Regions from separate parts of the Homo sapiens genome. Here all the other regions are linked to region 1. Evidence: chromatin loops called from intact Hi-C (ENCODE). Cell type or tissue: heart left ventricle. All regions are shown on one strand. Region 1 has its middle 60 kb from the start of MSMB. Region 2 holds the start of ANTXRL (ANTXR like). Region 3 holds the start of ZNF488 (zinc finger protein 488).

Region 1 (8,000 bases):
GGCGTTAAGGAGGTAATTAAGGTTAAATGAGGTCATAAGAGTAAGGCCTTCATCAAATAGGACTGATGTCCTTACAAGAAGAGAAAGAGACGCCAGAGTTTTCTCTTCAAGCATGCACAGAGCAAAGGCCATGTGACAACTCCATGAGAAGGTCTCTGTTTGCAAGCCAAGAAGAGGAGTCTCATCAGAGACCAATCCTGGTGGCACCTTGATCATAGACTTTCAGCCTCCAGGATTGGTAGCAAATAAATTTTTATTGTTTAAGTCCCCCAGCCTGTGGTATTTTCTTATGACACCCAGAGCAGACTAACACTTATTTATTGATGATGATGATGATGATTATTATTATTATTATTATTTTTGAGATGGAGACTCACTTTGTCGCCCAGGCTGGAGTGCAGTGGCATGGTCTTGGCTTACTGCAACCTCTGCTTCCCAGGCTCAAGCGATTCTCCTGCCTCAGCCTCCAGAGTAGCTGAGATTACAGGGGCGTGCCACCAGGCCTGGTTAATTTTTGTATTTTTAGTAGAGACAGGGTTTCACCATGTTGCCCAGGCTGGTCTTGAACTCCTGATCTCAAGTGATCAGCCTGCCTTGGATCCCAAAGTGCTGGGATTACAGCCATGAGCCACCATGCCCGGCCCTAACACTTATTTAGTGTTTCTATTTCTGTCAATTCATATGACATATTTTTCTAGGAATTTGAACATTTATTAGCATGCCTTGTTATAAAGTTGTTCAGTTTATAGTTTATGTTTTTTTGTTTTATTTTATTAGGTGCATGCAAGTTTAGAATTGTTATGGCTTCCTGGAAAATGCAGCTGATTAGGAACTGATCCTCTTAACCCCTGGTCACACTTTCTCTGTGCTGAAGACTCCCACTTCCTTTTGGTTTCCCCAGCATCCCGGCCATATCTCCGTTATCTTTTCCCATCCTTTTATGTTAAACTTTTTTATGTCCTTATGTATTAGATATGTCTCTTTTTGAAAGTATATAGCCAGTTTTTATTGCTGCTTTTTTTTTTTTTTTTTTTTTTTGAGACATGGTCTCACTCTGTTGCCCAGGCTGGAGGGCAGTGGTGCGATCTTGGCTTACTGCAACCTCTGCTTCCTGGGTTCAAGACATTCTCGTGCCTCAGCCTCCCGAGTACCTGAGACTACAGGTGCACACCAACACTACCTGAGACTACAGGTGCGCACCACCACATCCGGTTAGTTTTTGTATTTTTTTGGTAGAGATGGGGATTCACCATGTTGGCCAGGCTGGTCTCGAACTCCTGACCTTGAATGATCCGCCTACCTTGGCTTCCCAAAGTCCTGGGATTACAGGCGTGATCCCACCGTGCCCAGCCAATTTTTTTTTTTTAAGAGTCAGGGTCTCACTCTGTTGCCCAAGCTAGAGTGCAGTGGTGCACTGATAGCTCACTATAACCTGGAACTTCTAGGCTCCTGCCTCCCACAGTCCAGTAACTAGGACTATAGGTGTGCACCACCACACCCAGCTAATTTTGTTTTTTGTGTTTTTTTTTTTTGAGAGAAAGGTTCTTGCTATGTTGCACAGACTGGCCTCAAGCAATCCTCCCGCATCTGCCTCCCAGAGCTATGGAATTACAGGCATGAGCCACGGTGCTGGATTGCATTTTTTTTTCTTTTTCTTTTTTTTTAGCAGACAAATTCTGACTTTAAATGGCAAGTTAAGTACATTGTGGGGAGCACGAAACTGCACCAATCAGATCTGTGACTGTGGGGAGTATGACTGGGAGAAGGGAGTGTTTTGGGAATCCATTCTCTACCACCACAATGGGCCACCACATTCACGGAAAGACCACACCCCTCACAGGCTTCTTCTAGCCAGAGGCCAGCAGGGATATGAAGACAGGCCCATGCCTAGGAAATCTCAGACTCCTCAGATGGCTCAAGGTCTCCCCATCTGCTTGGATAAACTTTCCTGGAACTGGTCTCCCCTCTGAAATTATTCTTTCATTTTCAGAAAACTCCCCATATTGGTGATGGTCATTATTTTCTGTATCTAGCCACTCACCTTAATCAGCGTGTTCCCAGCTTCTTTGCTCACCATTGTTTGTTGAACTCCACTCTTATGAGTTGTTTCCTTCTTTCTGAAATACATTCTTATCCTTTCATCAAGGTTGTACAGGTTGTAAACTCACACTTTGCACATCTGACAATACCTTCATTTTGTGCTCACACTTGATTTATATTCCAGATAGATACAGAATTCTATTTTTGAGGCACCCAAGGACATATCACTGGTGGCTGTGGCAACTTTATCATTGGTTTCACCACCAGTCTTTCCTGGGTAATCTGTGTTTTGAGTTTGGTGACTTTCAAATTGTTTTCTTTGTCTCTGATGTTCTGCATTTCGGATTTGATGTCTCTCTCTATTCCTCAATGTTCTCTCTTCCATAAAAGAAAAGTTTTGCTTCAGGACTGTGAGAGGCAGTCAAACCAGAGCGACTCCATTTTGAGTGAGGGCTAGGAAAATGAGGAGGGGACTTGCTGGGCTGCGTTCTCAGAAAGCTAGGCATTCCTCGCCTCTAGATGTTCACAGTTAAGGGAACAAATTAATAATGTTTACTAAACAGACCCAGACTTGGGAGTGTCCAGATATCAAGATATCTGGAGAACAAAGGCATTCCTAATTTTGCTTTAAAGATAATATTGATGCTTGCAAAATACAGTAATTAAGAAAATGAATCCTTTATCACAAACTCTTTTGCAGAGCACATCTCCCCATCTACACAAGCGTTGTACCTAGGATGGGGGCTTTACTCCTCTTACTTTCGGGAACGTCCCACTCTGTCTATGGAGTAGCTGCACTCTGACCACTTGACTTTCTTAATAAACTTGCTTTTGCTTTGCACTGCAGACTCGCCCTGAATTATTTCTTGCGTGAGATCCAAGAACCCTCTCTTGGGGTTTAGATGGGGACCTCTTTCCTGTAACAGGACCATCTCTAAGGTTTGATGTATGTTCTGAACCCAGCTTCCCCTCCTCAGACTTATGTTTGTCCTTGAGGATCTCATCTTTGCAACAGACCCTCCAAAGCCTTGGAGAGAAACTCAGCGCTTCCTCACGGTATCTCCGCGCACCCACTCACCCCTACCACGTCAGAACACCCACTGAGTGACGGAATTAATCAATGAGGGAGCAGGGACTCAGGGTGGTTTTCCTTTCAGTACTTGAAGAATTCTCCCTTCTCCAAACGAAGCTGCTTTGCACCCTACGCTCAAGCAATGTGACCCATGCACACTTGCCTGCAACAGCACCAAGAACTGCGATTACCTGAGACTCTATCCCATCTACCCTCACTCCCCCACTGCAGGGGAAACCCCAGGTCCTCCGAGTCCCAGCGCAGTCTCCACCCACCCCACAGTCATTCCGTCCAGACCACGGCCCTTCTGCCCTGGCCCCCTCCCACCCTCCAGGGGCAGTTAAGCCCCCAGACACCTCTGTGTTGTAAGGGTCGCGGAGCCCCCCTTCCTGGCAAAGTGCTGCGCGGTCACAGCTGGGGCCAGGGGAGCGGGGGCCAGGAGAGCGGAGGCGGCGGGGCGCTCCTGGAGGATCTGGGCTACTTGGGCGCTGGGGAGGTGCCGCTAGCGGGGCCGCCAGGTCGCGCGGGGAGGGAGGGCTGGGAGGCCACGGGGGTCGTCCGCGAAGAGGGAGCCACAGGCACGGGGCGCATCGCCGCGGCCCCCAGGGCCCAGGAGCGAGAGGTAGGGGAGCCTAGAGCCAGAGGGCGGCGGCGAGAGCTGGAGCCGCCTTCAAAGGACGCCCTCGCCCTCCCGCAGGCGCCGGCGCCCGGCCCAGTCCGAGCCATCAGAGGGCTGTCTGCCGAGCTGAGCCCGGGGAGGACTGGGCTGCCCAGCTGATCACAGGCTTTCTACCGGGTTGCGGGTTCTCCGGCCCCGGCACCCTCCCGCGCCGGGGCCGCCCACCCACAAGCCCTGCCCGGAAGGCGTGTGCGGCCAGGAAGGCGGGGCCTGGTGTCCTCAGGGCTCTGGCGCCAAGTTCAGAGCCGCGCGCTGGGCGCTTGGCGGTGGCGGCCGCGTCTGCACCTCCTCCCTGCGCGCCGCCTGACAGCCTGGGAGAGAAGCGCCCTCAGGTCGGCCAAGACCAAGACCGAGAGCAAGCGGGCGCGGGCAGCGGGGCCCATCTCATTTCCACTGCCTTTCCCCACAGTAGCGCTCTTGAGTCCTGACTTTGGCTGTTGGGTCCTTCCCTTCCCTCTGTCGCCAGCTTCCTCCCGCATTCTCCCAGGTCCTCTCTGAGTCCCATTCCTGTTCCTGTCCCCTGCCTTTCTGCCTCTTGTCTCCTTGTCCCGTCCCGTTTCTTTCTCCTCTCATCTCTCCCTTTTTTGTGTGTGTCTGCTTTATTGGCTATTTCTCTGTCTTGTCTCTTTTCCCTCTCTCACTGTCTTTTTCTCTCTCCCTATCCTCCGCTCATTTTTTGCAAGCAAGAATTCTCCCTTTGATTTATTTTTCTCCTAGAGAGACATGTTGGGCCGCGGTTCTCTTCATCCACCCATCCCTCCGTTCATGACATATTGCTCCATTATCTTCTTGGGCTGGCTGCTAGGGTAAGAACCATGCATCAGACCCAGATCCTTTCTCCAATAGATTATATCCAAAGATCTGGACATGTAACCTGTTCAGTGCCTTTTCTGGGGGAAAATACATAGATGATCAAATTATGAATCTCTGACTTTTCAGAGTTACCTGAAAGAAAACATCTGGTTTTAGAATCACAGCTTGATTGCATTCTTTCCTTGACCTTTTGCCTTTTACTAATAGGCACAGACATTGCAGGAGTAAGCTAAGCCTCGCAGAAGCATTTAAGGGACACTCACACCTTCTGTGCAATGCCAGGTGCAGGGGAGGGAGGGGGCAGGATACAGAGCTGGGTTGTGGGAAGACAGTGGGAGGCCAGGGCTTTGAACCTGAAACATTTGAGGAAGCCTGGAAATAAGAAAATAACAGTAAATTTCTAAAATATGTAGTTGCCCATGCCACTGATGTACGGAAATGAAGTTGCCTAATTACTCCTGAGAGTGACATGAGACATTTTATAACAATAATTCTAGGCCAGGCGCGGTGGCTCACGCTTGTAATCCTCGGCTTTGGGAGGCCGAGGCGGGCGGATCACGAGGTCAGGAGATAGATACCATCCTCGCTAACACTGTGAAACCCCGTCTCTACTAAAAACACACAAAAAAATTAGCTGGGCATGGTGGCGGGCGCCTGTAGTCCCAGCTACTCAGGAAGCTGAAGGAGGAGAATGGCGTGAACCCAGGAGGCGGAGCTTGCAGTGAGCGGAGATCGCGCCATTGCACTCCAGCTTGGGCTACAGAGCGAGCTGGACCCTCATAGGGATGGATGCAATCCCATCACCCACTCAGATGCCTGAGACTGTGCAGAAGCAGGGCCAGTGAAAGCAGAGGGCAGATCCAGCAGTGCTTCAAGGGGCCCTGCTATGCGGATTTAGAGTCGGCCATGGACATGGCTGAAGATGGCCAGGACATAGAACAGGGAGCAACAGCAGTACTCATTGCCCGTTGGCAAACAACGCCATATTGCTATACTTTCTGATAATCATGCTTAAGCAATTGGGGAATTCAGACTACCTGGGATCAAACTATGGCCCCACCCTTAGCAGTCATGTGACCTTGGGGAGGTTACTTACCTTCTCCGTCTCAACAACTTCTGCAAAATCTGTAACATGAGATTGTTTCTGAGGGTTAAATGAGCATAGCACAGTGGGGACACTGTCAGGCACACACTACTTGCCAGATGTCGAGTATTCATCTTTATTGAAATAGGACTGTGGTAAGCCACTTTATGGCTCTCGATTTTGTATGAGAAAATCATGCTTAGTGCCTTGTTAGTAAAAGAAAGAAAACCTGAAAGTCCCTGCCACGGAAGGAAGAAATAGCGGGGAGAAAAGGGAGTTGGTAAGTTTCAGCATTTCAGAGCTTGGAGGGGCAAGTTAGGTTTCTATTTTATGGAGAAGGAGGTGGAGGCAGGATGGGTCCTAAGGTGTCATTCAAAACACACAGCCATAACTCTTTATTGAGAGTAGAGCTAGGGCCCCAGGGATTGCTGTGGTCAAGTTGCGGACAAAAATGACCACTCGTTGGAAGACAGGAGAGGAGTGTTTAGTTACAAAAGCAGTCAACAATTCAGGTGTATCTATATTCAGTCAGCAAATAAAAGTTGTTCAACTTGGTTGCTAATGGGACCCACTCTACTGAGGCTTTGTATAGAACTCATAGAGGAAGCTGGCTTCGAGGAATGAACTACCCTTTGCTTTTCTTAGGACTAAAATCTCAGGAAGCTGGTGATGAATGAAAACCTTAGTCCCACTGGCACTGCACGAGGGGCCAGGAGAGCAGCAGCATCATAAGCCACAGGGTGGGGCAGCCAAGGCAGGGGCATTCTGAGCTGTTGGGGAGGGGTGGCAGGCAGGGTGGGGCACTGTGAGGTGTCGGGGAGGGCATTGTGAAGTGTGGGGTGGAGCATTGTGTGCCACATGCCTGGGCTCCCACCTGGGGCCAGTGGGCTTCAGTCTGTAGGTGACTACAGAAGGAGGAGGAGCTCCGTCTGTTCTCTCTTCAGGCAGTTGTTGTGTCTCTCAGCGCTTGTTGGGTTCACAACCTATTAAATAAGCCGGCTGGTCTTCACCCTCCCAGACAAGTCAACTCAGGGGAGGCAGCAGGGTGCGGGCCTTGGCCCGCAGCCCTAGCCGGGGCCGGGGCCAGGGCTGGTGCCCGGGGCCTCGCTGTGAGGTAGGCAGGCGAGGAGCGGGAAGACCATCTCTGCAAGTGCAGCATAGCCTCGGCCTAGGACAGCGGGAGTGCGTGGCCAAAGCTGTGAGCAGAGGCACAGGTGGTGGCAGACAGTAGAGGCGCCCCATGGGGAACATACTGACCTGTCGTGTGCACCCTAGCGTCAGCCTCGAGTTTGACCAGCAGCAGGGGTCGGTGTGTCCCTCTGAATCTGAGATCTATGAGGCAGGAGCTGAGGACAGGATGGCAGGAGCGCCCATGGCTGCTGCTGTACAGCCTGCTGAGGTGACTGTTGAAGTTGGTGAGGACCTCCACATGCACCACGTTCGTGACCGGGAGATGCCTGAAGGTGAGGAGGTGATAGGTGCCATCTACCCTCGGTTTGCCTCTGGCTGCTACTGTCCCCAAGGTTCCCTTTGAGGCATCCCCCACTTCGAGCTCCTTTCTGCTTGTAGCCAGCTTTCCCGGGGGCTGGCCAGGAACAAAAGCTGGCTCTGCCTTGAATTCCCACCCCTTAGTCTTTCCCCACCGAGTCCAGTCAGTTTCTTTTCGCCTCCCCTCCCAATCGCCCAGTTCTTGCTCTCTCATCTCATTCTCCCAGGCTGGCATGGGACCATTTATTTATGGCTCTTGTCGAATAAGCAGCAGTTGAATAAATGAGTTGATAAATTTTTATAAATGATTACATCTTTTTTCTTTTCTCCCTCTATACACATAGCTTTGGAGTTTAACCTTTCTGCCAATCCAGAGGGCAAGCACAATATTACAGAGGAACTCTCAAACAGATGGTGAGACAACAGTGTCTGTAGCTCTGTTTATTATCCTGTGGGACTTTGTTTAGGCTTCTTTGAGCTATTCTCTTCCTTTTCTCAATAAAAACTCAAATATCCCAACTTTTCAGTACCCATCTTATTTTTTCTTTGTACCTATCCAGATGGTACCTAAGTGAAGGAACCAGGTAAGTGCCTAATTGTTTCCTTTGTTAAAGTAGCCAAATCTCAAGACAGTTCCTATTCAAATATTTGGGGATTTCTTATTTAAAATCAGAATGGAGTTTGCCACGGGAGAGGCTATATGGTATTCTTAATGGGCTGCTTTAAGTCACCTTGATAGAAGCTGCTTAGTTTCTTCTAACTGTAATTTGAACACAGAAGGAAAAAGAAAAAAGGAGAGTGCTTAAAATAATTGTGAAAGGTGT
Region 2 (8,000 bases), 180 kb after region 1:
TTATTCTATCCTTTTATTTTCAGAAAACTCCCCATATTGGTGATGGTCATTATTTTCCGTACCTAGCCACTCACCTTAATCAGTGTGTTCCCAGCTTCTTTGCTCACCGTCATTTCTTGAACTCCACTCTTCCAAATTGTTTCCTTCTTTCTGAAATACATTCTTATCCTTTCATCAAGGTTGTACAGGTTGTAAACTCACACTTTGCACATCTGACAATACCTTCATTTTGTGCTCACACTTGATTTATATTCCAGATAGATACAGAATTCTATTTTTGAGGCACCCAAGGACATATCACTGGTGGCTGTGGCAACTTTATCATTGGTTTCACCACCAGTCTTTCCTGGGTAATCTGTGTTTTGAGTTTGGTGACTTTCAAATTGTTTTCTTTGTCTCTGATGTTCTGCATTTCGGATTTGATGTCTCTCTCTATTCCTCAATGTTCTCTCTTCCATAAAAGAAAAGTTTTGCTTCAGGACTGTCAGAGGCAGTCAAACCAGAACGACTCCATTTTGAGTGAGGGCTAGGAAAATGAGGCGGGGACTTGCTGGGCTGCGTTCTCAGAAAGCTAGGCATTCCTCGCCTCTAGATGTTCACAGTTAAGGGAACAAATTAATAATGTTTACTAAACAGACCCAGACTTGGGAGTATCCAGATATCAAGATATCTGGAGAACAACGGCATTCCTAATTTTGCTTTAAAGATAATATTGATGCTTGCAAAATAGAGTAATTAAGAAAATGAATCCTTTATCACAAACCCTTTTGCAGAGCACATCTCCCCATCTACACAAGCGTTGTACCTAGGATGGGGGCTTTACTCCTCTTACTTTCGGGAACGTCCCACTCTGTCTATGGAGTAGCTGCACTTTGACCACTTGACTTTCTTAATAAACTTGCTTTTGCTTTGCACTGCAGACTCGCCCTGAATTCTTTCTTGCGTAAGATTCAAGAACCCTCTCTTGGTGTTTAGATGGGGACCCCTTTCCTGTAACAGGACCATCTCTAAGGTTTGATATATGTTCTGAACCCAACTTCCCCCTCATCAGACTTATGTTTGTCCTTGAGGATCTCATCTTTGCAACAGACCCTCCAAAGCCTTGGAGAGAAACTCAGCGCTTCCTCACGGTATCTCCGCGCACCCACTCACCCCTACCACGTCAGAACACCCACTGAGTGACGGAATTAATCAATGAGGGAGCAGGGACTCGGGGTGGTTTTCCTTTCAGTACTTGAAGAATTCTCCCTTCTCCAAAGGAAGCTACTTTGCACCCTACGCTCAAGCAATGTGACCCATGCACACTTGCCTGCAACAGCACCAAGAACTGCAATTACCTGAGACTCTATCCCATCTACCCTCACTCCACCACTGCAGGGGAAAGCCCAGGTCCTCCGAGTCCCAGCGCAGTCTCCACCCACCCCACAGTCATTCCGTCCAGACCACGGCCCTTCTGCCCTGGCCCCCTGCCACCCTCCAGGGGCAGTTAAGTCCCTGGACACCTCTATGTTCTAAGGGTCGCGGAGCCCCCCTTCCTGGCAAAGTGCTGCGCGGTCACAGCTGGGGCGAGGGGAGCGGAGGTGTCGGGGCGCTCCTGGAGGATCTGGGCTACTTGGGCCCTGGGGAGGTGCCGCTAGCGGGGCCGCCAGGTCGCGCGGGGAGGGAGAGCCGGGAGGCCACGGAGGTCCTCCGCGAAGAGGGAGCCACAGGCACGGGGCGCATCGCCGCGGCCCCCCTGGCGCAGGAGTGAGAGGTCGGGGAGCCTAGAGCCAGAGGGCCGCAGCGAGAGCTGGAGCCGCCTTCAAGGGATGCCCTCGCCCTCCCGCAGGCGCCGGCGCCCGGCCCAGCCCGAGCCATCAGAGGGCTGTCCGCCGAGCTGAGCCCGGGGAGGGCTGGGCTGCCCAGCTGATCAGAGGCTTTCTCCCGGATTGCGAGTTCTCTGGCCCGCGGCACCCTCCCGCGCGGGGGCCGCCCACCCACAAGCCCTGCCCCGAAGGCGTGTGCGGCCAGGAAGGCGGGGCCTGGTGTCCTCAGGGCTCTGGCGCCAAGTTCAGAGCCGCGCGCTGGGCGCTTGGCGGTGGCGGCCGCGTCTGCACCTCCTCCCTGCGCGCCGCCTGACAGTCTGGAGAGACAACTTAGCTTGAGCCCATTTTACAGATGGAAACCCGAGGCTCAGAGAGGTTGAGTGCTTTGCTCAGGGTTACTGAGAGGAGTGAGGTTTCTGCATCTGCCTCTTCGGAGGCATTGGCTGAAATTCATCTCTGATGTCAGGCACCCCCTCTGAGGAATCTGCTCGGAAAAGGCATCGGGAGCTGCAGCACGTGGTTTGCATCCTCTCCATGCAACAAAGGACCTAGACTTCCAGGAGTCACAGGGTAGTCTGCAGGGCAGGGTAGAGATGTTCCACAGAAGCTGGTCAAAAGCTGGAATATCATTAAAGATCACAATATACCACAACATCAGGTTCCATTATTTCTGAGGAGGCAAAGCAACTACATATTTTAGAAATTTACTGTTAATTTCTTATTTCCAGTCAGTCTCACCCAAATGTTTCAAGTGCAAAGCCCTGGCCTCCCACTGTCTTCCCACAACCCAGGTCTGTATCCTGTCCCTTGCCTCCCCTGCACCTGGCATTGCACAGAAGGTGTGGGTGGCAATGTCCCCTAAAAGCTTCTGCAAGGCTTAGCTTCCTGCTGTGCTGTCTGTGCCTCTATGAGTAAACGCAAAATGTCAAGAAAAGGATTCAATTGTCTTGTATCTAAAACCAGGTATTTTTTTCAGGTGACCCTGAAAATTCAGAGATTTATAATTTGATCATCTATGTACTTTTTCCCAGGAAAGGCACTGAACGGGTTACATGTGCAGATCTTTGTATATACTCTGTTGGAGAAAGGATCTGGGCTGAAGACGCCAGCACCTAGCACAAGCCCTGGATGAGAATAATGGGGCACTACAAGATGAACAGAGAGAGGGCTGGGGCGGGGAGGGGTGGATGCAAACGATTATGGCCAAGAAGTCACCTTAGGGGAAAAACATAAGAAGAATTCTTGCTTGCAAGAGAGAAGGAAGCCTATAGGGAGAGTGAGGGGAGAGGCCGAAAGAGAGAGAAGGAAAAAGGATAAAAGAGAAATAGCCAACAAGGCGGACACAAGAAAAAGGGAGAGATGAGAGAAACAGGAGAGGACAAGGAGACAAGAAGCAGAGAGGCAAGAGACAGGGACAGCAATGGGACTCGGAAAGGACATGGGAGAGAGCTGGAGGAAGCTGACAGAGGGAAGGGAAGAACCCCCCGCCGTCAAAGGCAGGACTCAAGAACGCTGCCTTTCGTGCAAGTGAGATGGGCTCCGCTGCCCGCGCCCGCTTGTTCTCGGTCTTGGCCGACCTGAGGGTGCGTCTCTCCCGGGCTCTCCAGAGGCGCGCAGGGGGGGAAGTGCAGACGCGGCCGCCACCGCCCAGCCCAGGGCGCGGCTCTGAACTTGGCGCCAGCGCCCAGAGGCCACCAGGCCCCGCCTTCCTGGCTGCACCCGCCTTCGGGGCGGGGCTTGCGGTTGGGCGGCTCCGGCGGGTAGGGCGTCGCGGGCCAGAGAAACGGCAACCTGGGAGAAACCCCCCTATTGATCCGTTGGGCGGCCCGGCCCTCCCCCGGCTCAGCTCCCCGGAGCCACCCCCAGCTGGCTCGGACCGGGACTGGCGCCTGCGACTATGCCTGCGGGAGGGCGAGGGCGTCCTTTGGAGGCGGTTCCCTCTCACGCCGCCGCCCTCTGGCTCCTGGGCCTGCCGGGTCTCGGCGATGGGCGAGGGCTGTGCCCGGTGCCTGCGGCTCCCTCCGCGCCGTGGACCCCCGCGGCCTCCCGGCCTTCCTTACCCCGGCGGCCTGGCGGCCCCGCGAGCTTCACCTCCCCAGCATCCGAATCGCGCAGCTCCTCCCGCGAGCGCCCGCCGCCTTCGCTCCCCAGGCCCCAGCTGAGACCGCCAGGAAGGCGGGCTCCTCGACCCCAGATCATAAGAGGTGTCTGGGAACTAAGGGTGGGAGGGGGCCAGGGTAGAAAATGTCAGTTCAAGTACGTTAAAATTAAGAACTTAGGCTTTGTTTAAAAAACAATAAATGAAGTGAAAAAAACAAGCCACAGAGTAAAAGAAGATACTTGCAGCAAGTGATAAAGGATTAGTATCCAGGATATATAAAGACTGTTATTGAGTCAATGTGAAAGAGAAAAACACCTGAAGCAAAGAATGGATGCCGGCATTAAATAGGCACTTCAAAGAGGAACCATGAACGACCAAAATCAAGTGAGTAGGTGACCAGTTCCCATTAGTAATTAGGAAATAGCAAATTAAGACCACAAAGAGGGCAGTGAGGGTGGCTCACACACCTCTAATCTCAGCGCTTGGGAGTCCAGGGCCAGAGGATCCCTTGAGGCCAGGAGGTGGAGTCTAGCCTGGGAAACATAGCAAGACCCTGTCTCTACAAAAAAATAAATAAATAAAATAAGAAAAAAGTAAACCACAAGGAGATGACTTACCACCAGGCAAAAATATTAAAGTATGCTAATACCAAGTATCAAGAAGAATGAAGCAAGATAGCTCAAATATGCTTTTGAAGGAAATATACTGGGCTTCATTCATTCTGAAATACCCCTTATTTAAGATACTCTATTATATTAAATACAGTTCCAAAACAAAAGAAATCAAAGAACAAAAAACTAACCCAATACTTTTATCACTTGTAATTTGTATATTACACATATTGAAAGATATATTTTAGACTTATTAGAGAACGATTTTTAATTGGATATCACTCTTGTGCATACAAAATAAAATAAAATTGATTAAGGTGTTTCTAACAGTTACAGTCTGACTTTTCTGAGTCCTGTTTGAGTCTCACTCATTGGTGCCTACGTCTTTCCACACACTGTAACCTCTCTGCTATTCAAAGCGTTGGTCATACAGCAGTTTTGACACTGGGATGTGAACCTGTCCACATTCTTTCCCTAGAGAGGGGGCCTGTGTTCCTGCCCATTGACTCTTGGCAGCTGTGACTGCTTGGACCAATAGAGCACAGTGGAAGTGACACTGTGTGACTTCCAAGGTGATGTCATAAAAAGCTCTACAGTTTCTGCCGTGCTCACTGAAAATACTCACTCTTGGACCTCTGGGCCACCTGTAAAAGCCCAAGCACCCTGAAGCTGCCATGCTGGGAGGAAGCCCAGGTCACACGGGGAGGCTACATGCAGGGTCTCCATTCACAGTCCCAGCTGAGCCCAGGTTTTGGGCCCTCCTGCCTAGGAGCCACACTTGTGAGTGGAGCAGCCTCCAGATAATTCCAGTGCCCAATCCTTCAAGTTATGGGGCCCCAGACATGAGGAGCCCTCCTAACTCCGCCCTGAGTGCCTGATCCTCAGAACCTGTGAGCATAATAAAATGGGCCTGTTCTGTGTCCCTAAATGTAGGTGGTCTGTTACACAGCAGTAGAGAACCGGAATGTCCCTCATTCACAAAGACTCTGGCAACACTGCAGTTTCCATCTCCTTCCCGAACTGCCATCTCCTGGGGGACTTCAGTGTCACACAAATAACCTCCCATTGCCAACACTCTGGCCTCCCAGTCCTTGACCTCCTCACCCACAGCAATGTCCTCACCTAACTCACCTGGGCTAACTCTTCCAATGAACAAACAGCAGGGTCTAGTGGTTTTAAGGGACACTGTGAGGGCTGTTATAAGGGAAATGGAGGCTTCCTCTTGTAGCCCCTCCAAAGGTCCTGTGCCTCCCCCTGATGTTGTCAACATGCAGGACATTGGGAAGAGCTGCAGGTCACAAAGTCACCATGTCAACCTTCCTGTCAACCATAACAGAGAATTCTGTCCCCAGGGTGGGGGAAGGGCCAGGCAGGTAGCTGGAAGCAAGTCTCCCAGAGCCAGCTGCTGACCCTAGTCCCTGCGATCTGGGGAGGTACCTGGTGGAGGGCCATAGTGTGCACTGGTGAAAGGGCAGGAGGAGGGGTGTGGCCCCGGGCATAAGGGGAGGCGGCAAAGAAGGGGCCTGTGCTCAGCCTCTCTGGGCCCTGGCACAGGCACCCAAGAGTGAGGTGGGGTCACAGGGACAGCCAGATAATGGGGAGCCATGAGTCCCTGGGGCCCTACTTCCTGGTCTTCCTGCTGCTGCTGCTGCTTCCTCCACCGCTTTTTAGAGCAGGAAGCCTTCGGTACCATGGACCTGACTGGAGAATATTTCACCGCCTGGCCCTGGGCTCCAGGAGAGCCCACCACCACCATGGCCCAGGATGGAGGCAGCACTGGCGCCAGGGGCAAGCAGGTCACAGATGCCAGGGCTCATTTGACCTCTACTTCATCTTGGACAAGTGAGTGTCCCTTCTAGCTCTGGCCCTGGGTCACCCTCAGGAGCCACTGTCTCTTTTTCACTAGGGACAGGACACCACTCAAGGAGATGCAAGCTTCCGTCACAGAAGCAGGGCCAAACTTTGGTCAGACCAGACCTAGGCCTCCTGTTTTTCTGAGGCAGAAAGAATGCCCTGGCTTTCTTTTCCCTGGTGCTTCATCTCCTGGATGAGGAAAAAAGCCACCAAAGGGGTTCTGGACGATTCCCTACCCCTCCATCAGCTGGGTCAGCATCCTCATCCTCACGCTGCTGCAACAGATGATTGCTCGGACCTGCCTCTCAGCAGTTCTCAGATGCTCACTGCGGATGTTTGGGGTTTCTGTGTTGTTTTGCTTGTTTGTTTTTTCACGCAAATGACTTCTATTTTACTGGGCCCCACAGAGATTGCTTTGTTGCCTGTGTTGGGCATTCTAATGTCACTGCTTAGAGAAGGCCTTTGGTTGGCTGCTTCTAAGTGCCTCTTCTGCAACTTGGAGAGCCACGCGATAGTTCCTACACTTTCAGAACAGTTTGGTCTGTTTCAGGCTGGCCCTGGGGAAGCTGGGCTACGTATTAGGCACCTTCTGGCTCACCAGGAAAGAAAAGAGGCAAATGTTCAGCTTTGGAGAGATTGCCTTGGTTCCCTTTCCTGCTCCTCCTGCTGGGTGGTAATACTCTGTGCTTATTCAGTAGCAGCAGTGGTGCAATCTTCAGGAGAATGTTGCAGCACTTTCTGGCCTCCAAAGCCCTTCCCCTGCACTCCTGGCACCTCACCACAATCCTGGGCTGTGAGTAGTACAGGTATTTTTCTATCTGGTTCCTGGACAAGGGTGGCTCCTGGAGGTTGGGGAAGCATCCAGAGACAGCTAGTGTGACAAGACTCCGGCTTCCTGTGCTGCACACTTTCCAGCATCGCAGGTTGAAATTCCTCTGATTTTTCTCATTCCTCCTGGATACTAATGGTTAGGGGACGTGTACCCCAGCCCACCAATTCCCATGGTTTCTGACTGTTCTGCTACTCTTGGGGAAGGAGCAACTCAGTTCTGGAGACAGGCAGAGTCCACTCACTAGCCACATAGTCTTGGGCAAGTTGCTTCATCATTCTGTGCCTTCGTGTCCCCCATCTGTAAAAAGGGTATCTTCATTTTCACCTTGCCAAGTGTGATGAGGATGAAGGGAGAATTTGCAGGTCAGAGGCGATGACAGAGGATGGGGATGAAGGGACCTGCCAGGCAAGGCAGAGCCACAGGCTAGAAACTCACAGGAACTGCAGAGGCCCTGATGTAATCCCAGACAGACTGGATGAGGGGGAATGCAGAGGGAGTGCCTAGAGTGGATGTAAAGGGAGCAGACAAAAGCAACCTTAATGAGTCTTCCTAACAAGGCTGGGGGTAAAGGGCATTGCCCCATTCTAAGGAGGAGGCAATGAGCCAGGTCATGGCCAGGGAATGACCCACCACAGCCTCCAGATAGACCATGGTGCTGAATTGAAACTCTGGATTTTGTGACTCCAAAGCCCATCCAAAGACCACGCAGCTGGGCGGGACCCTGAGAAACTTGCGGTAATCCTCCAGGCAGAAACAACATCTACTGCCTGCAGGCAGGCTCTTTGGTCATTAGCGTC
Region 3 (8,000 bases), 1.3 Mb after region 1:
AGAAATCAAGTGATGATCTTTGAAACTTTCTGAAACTGAGCTCCCCAAGTCTACAGGGGATCTAACCATGCCTGGCCTTCCCCACCAACACAGAGCACATCTCCCAAAGGCTTCCAACCAACCTGGGCCATCAACCAGGGTCCCCTGTTGCCCAACTCAGCAAGTGCTGCATCCTGGGAGATGAAGCCTCGCCCACCCCACAGTGTTAAGAGCTTGTGGTTCTCGGTTTATCACCCATCCTCTGGTGACTGCACACTGATCATTCACTCATCTGGGAACCACTGGCCACATTCTCCCACATTATCACCTTGACCAGGTTGTCTCAGGTAACCTTCGAGCCTTCCATCCAAATAGATGTTAAGTGCACGGGCTCCACGGTTGGAGGCCAGCTCTGCTGTATCCAACCTGTGACCTTGGGCAAGGCGTGGGTCCCCTCCAGGCCTGTTTTCTGATCTATAAAGAGGGTCACCTTGGTGTTTTCTTCACTGGGTTGTGGGAAAGATTAGAAGGATTAATATAGAGAAAGTGCTAAGGAACCTGGCTCAGTAAACATTAGGGGTATCACTTCTTATCGCACTGAGTGCAAAGGGACAGAGTCCACTCCATGGCAGCCTTCCCATTACTCCTGAGCTCTCAGGGACCAGTGCATAACAGTGTTTAATAAATGACCAAACAGCCTGGGCATTTTTCTCCTTCCTGCTCCACCTACAGAAGAAAGAACTCTTGGCAAACATCTGGATAACCTCTTTTTCCTGGGATGTCTGAAGTCACTCCCTAACCCAAGCCAACTGGCCAGCCTCAAGCTGTTCTGAGCTGCAGGTCAGGCACCAGATCTTATTCAGAGACACCATGTACCCCCACCCGCTCCCCCCAAGCAGTGCTTTGCTGCATCTGCTTTTCTCTTCAGTTAAAACACACAAGAGCAGAAAATACCTCCTGTCTTCTAATCCTTTGGTATCCCTAGTCTCTGCAGAAGCTTCCCAGACCCTTTTGGAAGATTCCAGAGGACAATCATCTACGGGCCTTTTCTGCATTTGGATTGTGAGGTCCTGGGGTTTCCTAAGAAAGGGAATACACCTGTTTCCAGGAATCCTCCTGGCTCTGGCACACTGAGGAAATTAAACACTGAAGGTGATCCAGGCTTTCCCAGAGGCTGGCTGGTGGCACTGGGGAGATGAGCAATTCCTGGTCAGCCCCTACAGGCTCTGTGGCCAGCTACGCCTGGACCCCTCTAGCAGCAATGCCTGCTGCATTCGAGGAAAGCCAAGTGCAGGAGACTGCGAACACAGCCAGTACCCATGGAAGCAGGGAGAGTGGCCCTAGTGCAACATAACTTGGCCACGTCGACCCTCATAGGGGTGGATGTGATCTCATCATCCACTCAGATGTCTGAGACTGTGCAGAAGCAGGGCCAGTGAAAGCAGAGGGCAGATCCAATGCTTCAATGGGGCCCTGCTGTGCAGATTGAGAGTCTGCCATGAATATGACTGAGGATGGCCAGGACATAGAACAGGGAGCAGTGTTCTGCCAAACAATGCCAATAGGCAGTGGCTGGTGCTGTGTGGAGTGATATTTTAGACGTTATATTTGCCAGGGCTGCAGCAACATGGAAGTCACATAAAGGGACTGAATTAGCCCTGGTCACTCAGGCGCCAGGGCACTACTTGTGTTCCAAATCAACCCTGCCACTACCTGCCTGAGCTCAGACAAACACTCTGGGCCTCCATCTCTTCATAAGTAAAACAAGAATGGTGATCTTCACTTCAGGCACTCACGGACAGGACTCAACAGGGCTCTGTGCATGCCAGATAGCAAGAGCACAAGGAACAGCAGCTCTTTTCCTGATACAACTAGAGAATAAAGGTGGAGCCTGAGACAGTGGTCCCAATTCCACTGGCAGCCTTCAGGCAAAAAGTCCATGATTTTACCTCAGCTATTCCTTCCGACCTTCCCAGGTTCCAACAATAGCATCATCTAAGGATAAAAAGACAATGATGTTCTTATAGAGGCACAGACCACTAATGAGGAAAAATAAGTTTAAAAATATTTAAGTTTGTCTTTTTTTTTAAATAATTGGTGTGATTATATGTTTCAAACAAAAGTTGCCACCTCTTGGATGTCTGAAAAGAAATCTGCCAAGCAAAGCAGACACGATGATTCTAAATCATTTGCAAAGTCTTTTATCCCTCCCCCCAGAATCCGCATATGTTGGGGATCAGGGATTAGATATAAAGGCAATTTAACTTTTTAAACCAGAAAAAAGCCTCACAAATCACAGTTCCATGCACATACCTATGAATTTGTCCAAAATATCTAGCATATGCAAATTCTTTCACTGAACACACTGCAATGCACCTTCATCATACTTAATTTCTGTTTAATTCTGTGTGATTTATCTACGGCCAAATTTCCATTTCTGTATCAATCAAAAGTAAATTAGTTGAATTTTCATTAAAGGTCATAATAAACTACAATATCATGTTAACTTATTTCCAAGAAGTGAAAGCTTCAACCTTTATTGGTAATTAAGATCTTTACAAACAAACAAGGGCTCTTTTATAACTTAGTGCATATATATTATGTATTTGTGTGTGTTTGAACATATAAATATGTATGTGTCATAAAATATCATTAAAAACTAAATCACATATCTCTGATAAGATTACATTGTAACCAAGAAACAAAAAATTGCCTCGATATAGTTCTATTTTATCCCTCAAAAAGAATGAGACTTGATTTTCTAGAGTTCGTCCCTTATGCATCTACGACAATCTTTGATACTAACAGGAAATATTTTCCCCTTGGCCCTCCTATCTAATGTACATAAAATCATTACTTTCAAATGCCATAATTACTGCCATAAAATGTCTAATGTCTCCCTCAGGAGTAATTAATTTCATTTCTGTACATCAGTGGCATTGGCAACTACATATTTTAGAAATTTACTGTTAATTTCTTATTTCCAGGCTCCCTCAAATGTTTCAAAGCCCTGGCCTCCCACTGTCTTCCTACAACCCTGCTCTGAATCCTGTCCCCTCCCTCCCCTGCACCTGGCATTGCATAGCCTGCCCAGAAGGCAGGTGTGGGTGGGAACGCCCCCTAAATGCTTCTGCAAGGCTTAGCTTCCTGCTGTGCTGTCTGTGTCTATTAGTAAAGGCAAAATGTCAAGGAAAGGATTCAATCAACCCCTTGTCTCTAAAACCAGGTATGTTCTTTTAGCTCATTCTAAAAACTCATTATAATGTGATCATTTGGTATTGTTTTGTTTCCCAGGAAAGGCAGTGAACAGGATACATGTCCAGATCTTTGGATATAATCTGTTGGAGAAAGGATCTGGGGCTGATGCATGGTTCTTACCCTACTGCCCAGCGCAAGCCCGGGCTGAGAATAACAGCAACACAGGATAAACCCCGGGAGAGACAGTGGGAGGGAGGAAAACAACTGCAGCCTGAAAGTCACCCTAGGAGAAAAATTCATAGGCAGAATTCTTGAGTGCTGAAAAAACAGGGGGGAGAGGGAGAAGGTAGGGGAGAAGAATAAACAAAGAGAGGAAAAGAGAGAGGGAGAGAGACTGACACAGAAGAAAATGAAAACAGGAAGACAATAAAGAAGAGATAGAGGAGAAAAAGTGAGAGAAGAGAAAGGGAACAGAAACGGGGATGGGACTCGGAGACGACGTGGGAGAGAGAGGAAGCTGGCGACATTGGGAAGGAAAGGACCCCACAGTCAAAGGCAGGACTCAACAACCCTGTCCTGGGGAAAGGCTGATGTGGAAGTGAGATGGACCCCGCCGCCCGCGCCCGCTCGCGGCTCTGTCCCTGCAGACAGGAGGGTGCGCCTCACCTGGGCTCTCTGGAGATGTGGAGCAAGAGGTGCTGGTGCAGCACAGCCTCCTCCCGGCCAAGAGCACTGCGCGTGGCTCTGAACTTGGCGCCGGAGCCCTGAGGGCGGCCAGATCCCGCCCCCAAGCCGCTCCCGCCTTCGGGGCGTGGTCTCGGCGTCGCCCACCCCCAGGGAAGCTCCAGCCTTCGGGGCGGGGCTTGCGGGTGGGCGGCCCCGGCAGGGGAGGGTGCCGCTGGCCAAAGAACTCACAACCCCGGGAGAAAACCCCCTTCTGACCCTCTGGGCTGCCCGGCCCTTCCCCGGCTCAGCTCCGCGGAGATGCCCCCAGCTGGCTTGGTCAGGGCCGGGCGCCATCGCCTGCGGGAGGGCGAGGGCGTTCTTTGGAGGCGGTGCCTGCTCTCGCCTACGCCCTCTGGTCCTGGGCGCCCGACCTCTCGCTCCTGGGCCCGCGGGGCCTCGGCGATGCGGGCGAGGGCTGCGCGCGGTGCCTGCGGCTCCAGTCTGCGCCGAGGACCCCCACGGCCTCCTGGCCCTCCTTCCCCCAGCAGCCTGGCGGCCGCTCGATCGGCACCTCCCCCCGCCGGAATCGCCCAGCTCCCCCCGGGAGCGCCCGCCGCCTCTGCTCCCCAGACCTCAGCTGTGACCACGCAACGCTCTGCCAGGAAGGCGGACTCCGCGACTCGGGCCATGGTGGAAAATGACAGTTAAAGTGCGTTAAAATTAAGAACTTATACTTTGATTAAAAAACAACAAACGGAGTGAAAAAGCAAGCCACACACTGAAAGAAGATACTTGCAGCAATTGATAAAGGATTAGTATCCAGGATATATACTTTTAATGAATTAGTGTGAAAGAGAGGAACACCCAAAGCAACGAATGGACACAGACATGAATAGGCACTTCAAAGAGGAACCACTAACGACCAAAATCATGTGAAAGGACGAAGTCTCTAGAGTAATTAGAAAATGCAAATTAAGACCACAAGGAGATGTTTAATCATTAGGCATAAATGTTAAAATATAATAATACCAACTGTCATGGAAGGCATGAAGCAAGGGAACCCTAATATGCTGGGGCGAAGTACACCCAATTTCATTTATTATAAAAGACCACTAATTTAAGATATTCTATTATACTAAATACAGCTCCAAAAGAGGGGGAAAAAACTGACAACCAACCAACTCAAATGCTTTTCATCACTTGTAATTTTTAAGTTATATAAAGAAAGATCTATTTTAGACTGTATTAATCCATTCTCACACTGCTATAAAGAATTGCCTGAGACTGGGTAATTTATAAAGGAAAGAGGTTTAATTGACTCACAGTTCAGCATGGATGCAGAGGCCTCGGGAAACTTACAATCATGGTGGAAGTGGAAGCAAAACAGGTCCTTCTTCACAGGGTGGCTGGAAGGAGAAGAATGAGAGAAGTGCAGAGTGAAGGGGGTAAAAGCCCCTCACAAACCCATTAGATTGCCTGAGAACTCACTCACTATCATGAGAACAGCACAGGGCAACCACCGCCATGATTCAATCACCTCCCAGTAAGTCCCTCCCCCTACATATGGGCATTACAATAAGGACTATAATTCAAGATGAGATTTGGGTGGGGAAACAGAGGCAGGCCATATTATTCCACCCCTGGTCCTTCTCAAATCTCATGTCCTCATATTTCAAAACACAATCATGCCTTTCGAACAGTCTGCCAACGTCTTAACTAATTCCATCATTAACCCAAAAGTCCAAGTTCAAAGTCTCATCTGAGACAAGGCAAGTCCTTTCCACCCATGAACCTGTAAAATCAAAAGAAAGTTATTTCCTAGATATAATGCAAGTACAGGCATTGTGTAAATACACCCATTCCAAATGGGAGAAATTGACCAAAACAAAGGGACTACAGGCCCCATGCAAGTTTGAAACCCAATAGGGCAGTCATTAAACCTTAAAGTTCCAAAATGACCTCCTTTGACTCCATGTCTCACACCCAGGTCATGCTGGTGCAAGATGTGGACTCCCACGGCCTTGGGCAGCTCTGGCCCTGTGACTTTACAGGGTACAGACCCCCTCCCAGCTGCTTTCTTGGGCTGCCTTTGAGTGCCTGTGGCTTTTCCAGGCACAAGGTGCAAGTTGTCGGTGGATCTACCATTCTTGGATTTGAAGGGCAGTTGTCCTCTTCTCACAGCTCCACTAGGCAGTGCCCAAGTGGGGACTCTGTGTGGGAGCTCCAGCCCCACATTTCCCTTCTGCACTGCCCTAACAGAGGTTCTCCATCAGGGGCCTGCCCTTGCAGCAACTTCTGCCTGGTCATCTAGGTGTTTCCACACATCCTCGGAAATCTAGGCAGAGATTTCCCAACCTCAATTCTTTTTTTTTTTTTCTTTCCTGACATGGAGTCCCACTCTGTTGCCCAGGCTGGAGTGCAGTGGCATGATCTCGGCTCACTGTGACCTCCACCTCCTGGGTTTAAGTGATTCTCCACTTCAGCCTCCCAGGTAGCTGGGATTACAGGCACCTGCCACCATGCCAGGCTAATTTTTGTATTTTTAGTACAGACAGAGTTTCACCATGTTGGCCAGGCTGGTCTTGAATTCCTGGCCTCAGGAGATCCGCTGGCCTTGGCCTCCCAAAGTGCTGGGATTACTGGCGTGAGCCACCACACCTGGCCCCAAACCTCAATTCTTGACTTCTGTGCACCCACAGGCCCAACACCATGTGCAAGCTTCCAAGGCTTGGGGCTTGAACCCTCTGAAACAATGGCCCAAGTTGTACCTTGGCCCCTTTTAGCCACGGCAGGAGCTGAAGCAACTGAGACGCAGGGCACTATGTTCCAAGGCTGCATAGAGGAGATGAGGGCCAATGAGCCTGGCCCACGAAACCATTTTTACCTCCTAGGTCTCTGGGCCTGTGATGGGAGGAGCTGCTGTAGGTCTCTGAGATGACCTGGAGACATTTTCCCCATTGTCATGATGATTAACATTCATCTCTTCATTATTTATGCAAATTTCTGCAGCAGGCTTGAATTTCCCCCAGAAAATGGGTTTTGCATTTCTATCACATCTTCAGGCTGCAAATTTTCTAAACTTTTATGCTCTGCTTCCTCTTGAACCCTTTGTTGCTTAGAAATTTCTTCCACCAGATACCCTAAATCATCTCTCTCAAGTTCAAAGTTCCACAGACTTCCAGGGCAGGGGCAAAATGCCATCAGCCTCTTTGTTAAAACATAGCAAGAAGCACCTTTATCCTAGTTCCCAACAAGTTACTTATCTCCATCTGAGACCACCTCAGCCTGGACTTCATTGTACATATCACTATCAGCATTTTGGTCAAAGCCATTCAACAAGTCTCTAGGAAGTTCCAAACCTTCCCACATCATCCTGCCTGTCTGCTTGTTAGCCCTCCAAACTGTTCCAACCTCTGCCTGTTACCCAGTTCCAAAGTCACTTCCACATTTTTTGATATCTTTACAGCAGCACCCCACTACCTGATAACAATTTATTGCATTAGTCCATTCTCATGCCGCTGTAAAGAACTGCTCAAGACTGGGCAATTTATAAAGGAAAGAGAGATTTAATTGACTCACAGTTCAGCATGGCTGGGGAGGCCTCAGGAAACGTACAGTCATGGCAAAAGGGGAGGCAAACACGTCCTTCTTCACATGATGGCAGGAAGGAGAAGAATGAGAGAAATGCAGAACGAAGGGGGGAAAGCCCCTCACAAAACCATCAGATCTCATGAGAATTCACTCACTATCATGAGAACAGCATATCACCCCCATGATTCAACCACCTCCAATGAGGTCCTTGCCCCAACACATGGGGGTTACAATTTGAATTATAATTCAAGATGAGATTTGGGTAGGAACACATAGCCAGAACATATACACTTGGTAGAAATTTTCTAAAATTATATGCCACTCTTGTGCATACAAAAATGGAGAAAATAAAATTGATTAAGGTATTTCTACAAATGTTTTACAGTAACACTCTGACTTCTGAATCACGCTTGAATCCCACTTGGTTGTGCCCATGTTTTTCCACACACTATACCCTCTCTGCCATTCAAAGCCCTGGTCATACAGCAGTTTTGACACTGGGATGTGAACTCATTCACACTCCTGCCCTAGAGCTGGGGCCTGTGTTCCCTCCCACTGACTCTTGG

Evidence for each region. Peaks named below come from ENCODE experiments on the same cell type or tissue, not always from the same donor. Only the 100,000 strongest peaks of a DNase experiment are listed, where the experiment ranks them.
Region 2: it touches region 1 in a loop (14-fold over the local background); 30 of 110 quality-filtered maps call a loop at or near these places.
Region 3: a loop joins it to region 1, with 10 times the contacts of the local background. A loop is called at or near these places in 6 of 110 quality-filtered maps.

Annotation. Positions count from the first base shown.
Region 1 is chr10:46,102,693-46,110,692 of GRCh38, forward strand. It overlaps the pseudogene AGAP7P. Among named protein-coding and RNA genes, the nearest start is that of MSMB, 60 kb to the left of the region's middle. In heart left ventricle, no CTCF peak of the experiment used is centred here; DNase peaks (open chromatin) are centred at 3,869 and 4,129; H3K4me3 peaks cover 1,322 bases.
Region 2 is chr10:46,281,152-46,289,151 of GRCh38, forward strand. It overlaps ANTXRL (ANTXR like), which reads left to right and starts at 5,846. Exons shown (of 17, transcript NM_001278688.3): 1 at 5,846-6,359. The coding sequence starts at 6,112. LOC105378577 (a long non-coding RNA gene) reads left to right here and starts at 3,699. Exons shown (of 1, transcript NR_160731.1): 1 at 3,699-4,846. RefSeq lists silencers at 1,886-2,035, 3,400-3,889. In heart left ventricle, no CTCF peak of the experiment used is centred here; DNase peaks (open chromatin) are centred at 1,960 and 3,490; H3K4me3 peaks cover 2,663 bases; H3K27ac peaks cover 469 bases.
Region 3 is chr10:47,380,377-47,388,376 of GRCh38, forward strand. ZNF488 (zinc finger protein 488) reads right to left here and starts at 3,917. Exons shown (of 2, transcript NM_153034.4): 1 at 3,844-3,917. RefSeq lists an enhancer at 3,824-4,323 and a silencer at 3,886-4,365. In heart left ventricle, no CTCF peak of the experiment used is centred here; a DNase peak (open chromatin) is centred at 4,035; H3K4me3 peaks cover 1,290 bases; H3K27ac peaks cover 524 bases.